2 separate regions of the Homo sapiens genome follow, and region 2 is linked to region 1. The links are chromatin loops, found by intact Hi-C in ENCODE. Cell type or tissue: A673. All regions are shown on one strand.

The links. A loop is a pair of places that touch in the nucleus more often than their neighbours do. Peaks named below come from ENCODE experiments on the same cell type or tissue, not always from the same donor. Only the 100,000 strongest peaks of a DNase experiment are listed, where the experiment ranks them.
Region 2: it touches region 1 in a loop (2.2-fold over the local background); 1 of 110 quality-filtered maps calls a loop at or near these places.

What each region holds. Positions count from the first base shown.
Region 1 is chr5:168,085,237-168,087,736 of GRCh38, reverse strand. The region is part of intron 9 of TENM2 (teneurin transmembrane protein 2); the gene reads right to left. Among named protein-coding and RNA genes, the nearest start is that of MIR12125, 79 kb to the left of the region's middle. In A673, a CTCF peak has its summit at 1,182; DNase peaks (open chromatin) are centred at 1,286 and 2,236; H3K27ac peaks cover 2,490 bases.
Region 2 is chr5:167,969,263-167,971,762 of GRCh38, reverse strand. All of the region lies in intron 6 of TENM2 (teneurin transmembrane protein 2), which reads right to left. Among named protein-coding and RNA genes, the nearest start is that of TENM2-AS3, 17 kb to the right of the region's middle. In A673, a CTCF peak has its summit at 1,520 (motif pointing right); a DNase peak (open chromatin) is centred at 1,532; H3K27ac peaks cover 845 bases.

The sequences.
Region 1 (2,500 bases):
AAGACAGGGGTTTCATCTGCAGGGTAGGGTGGTGAAGAGTAAGGACTTCAGAACTACTGCCCTTCTTCCTTCCCAGGTCAGGCCAAATGGTCCTCAAGATCATTTCTTTCTTTCTTTTTTTTTTTTTTGAGATGGAGTCTCGCTCTGTCACCCAGGCTGGAATGCAATGGCTTGATCTTGGCTCACTGAAACCTCCACCTCTCGGGTTCAAGCAATTCTCCAGCCTCAGCCTCCCGAGTAGCTGGGATTACAGGCACCTGCTACCACACCCGGGTAATTTTTTGTATCTTTAGCAGAGATGGGATTTCACTATGTTGGCCAGACTGGTCTCGAACTCCTGACCTCGTGATCCGCCCGCCTTGGCCTCCTGAAGTGCTGGAACTATAGGCGTGAGCCACCGTGCCCGGTCAAGATAATTTCTTATAGGACAACAGGACAGGATCACCCAGGAAAAGATGGTAGCATCTTCTGTTGGTCAAATTCCACTCTATTATGTGTAGGGTGTTTGTTTATCACAATTACCCAGGAGTGTCCCAGTTTATACCTCTTGTTCCTCCTTTCTATCTCAAAGTGCTCTAGAGTGCACATAGGGTCACTATGCATAGATTAACACGTGTCAAGCAGCATCACACAGCATCATTCACTGCTGCTATAACTTGGGCAAGGGCTAGAGGCTAGAAATGCAGGGAGGATAAACTGAGCCAGCCATGGAGACTGCCTTCCAGGATAGGGAGACTGGGGGCCAGTGAGAAGCTGGCTTGCAAGGAGGCCATCTGGTGTAGGGGAGCCTCTGCTCTCTAGGGTTCCTAAGCTGTAGCCTGGCCAGCTTGCTTGGCAGACTGGCTGACACTAGAAGGAGAGCATTTTCCAAAAGCTCAGGCCCTGGCCAGAGTTTCCTTTTCATCCCTCAACACTGGGAATTGATAACTCAGGCTTAGTATTGGGGACATCTGGCTCCTCTGTTCTAGGACCTCACTGTGATCAATTCGGGACATGGGGATGCTTTGGGAGACCAAACTGTGCCTCGTTGACTAAAGAGGTTACTCTGTAGTGGTCCTACCCATTAGGTCTGCAGAAGCTCTGGAAGGGGTTTAGGAGGCACATGACCAAATCCCAATAGAAGGATGTGTCTGTGCACCGGCTGGCTGCGGGAGGAAGTTTGCCTCCCAAAGCCGCTTGTGTCTCTTGCAGCCACCCAGAGGATGATAGCACAATAACCCAAAGTAAACACCACCTCTCCCCGCCCAGTTCTCTCCTTTTCCCTGGCCTCTGAAAAATAACCCACGTTGGCATGCAATGTGAAGGCTGTGCCTTTGAGTCATCAGTCATACCCCAAAGTGGCATGAAAATGCAACTTTTACGAGAGCTCGAGAGGCAAAGAAATAAACCATAGCAAATATTTGACTGATCCAATTATAAATCTCCCCACTTCTTGGCAGAGACTGAGGAGGAATGGTAATTAAGATAACTTAGTGGGTTTCCAGAGGAGCGGGAGGAGAGCAGCAGAGCCTAGACCGTGGAGCGGGGGCTGTTACTTTCCCAGAAGGGAAGGTGGCCACAGGCAGGGACCGGGCAGCCCAGAGATGCTTCTAGAAACCACATTGATACACACCTGCCAGAGAGGGCAAGGTTAAAGACAGACTCATTGCCCTTCGGGAAGATGTTATTACTGGGTCCAGGACCCCCCAAAAAGGGGGGATGACTTCATGCTATTTGGAACATTTTCTTGCTGAGGGTCAACACGAATGGGAAAAGCAATAAATGCTGACATTTCCCGGGGAAGCCTGCCACTCCCCTCACTCTGCACTGGCAGCATTGCTGGCCTCCTGACGATGTCTGATGTTGATTCTACCTCAGATGGCAGGGCACGCTCAGCAGTTGGTGGGATTGCAGGGAAGTGGCACATGTGAGCTAGGGCTGCTTGAAGCCACATGACCACAGGGTCTCTGGTCACATCCAGAGATGGTGGGAATGACTTAGCTGCAGTGGGTCGCTCACTCCTGGGGGCCTGTTCATTTCTTTCTGCCTCCAGCCAGGCCTGTGGCAAAGTGCGCCCAGCTGATTCCTCATTAAAGCTCAGCACAATTTCTTTGCTCTCCTTCAAAGGGGCTGAGTGCTCAGGGAAGGGGGAGGAATGACAGCTCCAGTGGGGGCTGGCTTCCCTGAGTGTGGCCTTGCCTGTCTTTTTCAGGACTCCCTGCTCAGTTCCTACTTACAGTATCTGAGTCACTTAACTAAATGCAATCGGCCCAGCTGCAGGCACCACTGCTCGGGCCACTATAAGAACCAGCCCCTGAGCTTCCGGACAGGAAACAGCATCTGCATTTCCAGACTGTAGCAGCTCATCATGCCAGGCTCCACAGGCAAGAATCAAGCAGATGGAAGCTACAGAGGAAACAAACAGGGTTCCCTGAAATCAGCAGCTGGGGAGAATTTATCTTACAAGGGTGGAATTCTTGATTCTTTCATTACATGTCCTCTTGCAGCAGCAGCAAAAGTA
Region 2 (2,500 bases), 120 kb after region 1:
CAGGGCTCAGGGTTTTTTTTGTTTTTGTTTTGTTTTGTTTTGTTTTGTTTGTTTGTTTGTTTTAGATGGAGTCTCACTCTGTCACCCAGGCTGGAGTGCAGTGGCGCGATCTTGGCTCACTGCAACCTTCGCCTCCCAGGTTCAAGCAATTCTCCTGCCTCAGCCTCCCAAGTAGCTGGGATTATAGGCGTGCACCACCACGCCTGGCTAATTTTAGTATTTTTAATAGACACGAAGTTTCACCATGTTCGTCAGGCTGGTCTTGAACTCCTGACCTCAAGTGATCCACCTGCCTCGGCCTCCCAAAGTTCTGGGATTACAGGTGTGAGGCACCGCGTCCAGCTGGGCTCAGTTGTTTTGGCCAACCCAATTCATGTTGACCTTGACTCCTTCTAATATTTTCTAATGTAGTGGTCAGAATCAAGGGCCGACCTCCCTGAAGAGGGCATCTATTTTTTTCCATATCTGCATCACCAGGTCCCTTTTTCCCCTTTCTTTCTCTCTCTCTCTCTGCCTCCCTTTATCTCTATCTCCATCTCTCTCTCTTTATCTCTATCTCTGTCTCTATCTCTATCATCTCTATCTCTATCTCTGTCTCTCCCTTTCTGCCTGAATTAGCTATTTGGGGTAAGCTCTGTGAAGAATGCTATACTTCGCTCTTTTCCCCAAACTGAATGGTATTATGAATTTGAAGATGCACATTATCGACAGGACATGAGGATGTCCCCATTGTAACACTGCTTTTATGTTTCCAAAGACAAAGCAAATAGTAGTGAAACTGAAAAAACAAAGTATACGCAGACATATACTGAATATGCGCCTTCTACCTTGTTCCCAGCCCACCCCAGTGCCACCACACACACGATTATATTGAAATTCTCGGTGGGTTTAAATGCATGTGTGCCACCCTTACCCCCTGCTGCACTGAAGCTTACAACCTCTAATAATATCAGATTAATTCACTGGAGTATAAACAGCAATGGGCACCATTATGAACATTAGGACGTGTTGCATGTTAGGACAAAAATTTTTATCTAATTAAACACAGAACTATTCTGATATTACCTATACTCATTATGGAGCTATCTGACCCCTGCAATCTGTCTCACCTACACACACCACAACAAACAGAATATACTGCATTGCTGAGAATATTAGGAGCTTGAAGCATGGAGTTAAATGTTTCCCATTCATGGTTTTATTAAAAAGCAAAACCAAAAGTTCTTCGAAGTCATTCAACTTGATAAGGCAAAACTGCTTCTCCAGCCATTTCCAAGAGAGAGGAAATGCATCGAGATGTTTTGAGTTAACTTTCTCATCATGAGCCCTCATAAAGAGCACTGGTTAGTAAGACAATAAATGAGCATGTTTTAATTAGAAAATGTGGAATCCAAGCACTTTTGCAGGAAAGAAGATGATAGCTTAAAAGAGATGTCAGGAGACTAATAAAAGTTAAAATGCATTAAGTGGCCACAGTGAACTCAAAAGTAAAGTCGTGGGACGTTTGAGAAGTCAACCAGAGAGGGTGATGAGTCAGAAGGGGGCAGAAGTTAGTCAGTGAAACTTAATTTTTTCGACTTCTTATTGGAATCAGCTGTAAACCCCCTTCTGTGCTCTGGCAAGTGAGATAACTCAATGTCCTGCAATTTCCCCACCCTGGCCGGGACTGTGTCTGCCTGGAGGAGAAAATCATTACAATCAGGCAATATGAGCTGGGCTGTGACCAAATTAACATTGAATGTGGCCTGAGTTGGTCTGTGGCTTTTGCCTGCCAGCCCTCCATTTCAGGGTCTCCTAATAGCACGATGTTTGGTTATGGGCCACACTCCTTCCTCTCCACTATGAGGCCCCCACATGGGCACGTGATCCAGGCCTGGCCAATTAATGTGGTCTGCTCGCCAAGACTCCAGGCTTGAGGCTTGGGTCAGTTGTGGGCATGTGACTCTAGTTGGATTCCATGAGACTCAATCAAGGGAGTGTTGTTGAAATGTCAAGAAGTGCTTTACTTTCTGTTAGGTTTCTAAGCTTTGAGAATATAGCATATAGTTACCATAAAAATCCCACAAGAGGAGGCCTACATAACAGCGATGGTAGAAAGTAAAGAAGTGCAAGGCTGAGAGACTCCCAAAGCCTGAGTTTAAGTATTACTTGAATCCTGTTCTGTCAGGATCTTCTCTCTGTCCCAAATCCTCCACTTTCTCAAGTTTCATTTTCCTGATATGTTGAAAGGGGACAAGAACATCTGTATTGGTCTGTTCTTACGCTGCTAATAAAGACATACCCGAGACTGGGTAATTTATAAAGAGAAAGAGGTTTAATGGACTTACAGTTCCACATGGCTGAGGAGGCCTCACAGTCATGGCAGAAGGCAAGGAGGAGCAAGTCACGTCTCACATGGATGACAGCAGGCAAAGAGAGTGCTTGTGTAGGGAAACTCCCCCTTATAAAACCATCAGATCTCATGAGACTTATTCACTACCACGAGAAGAGCATGGGAAAG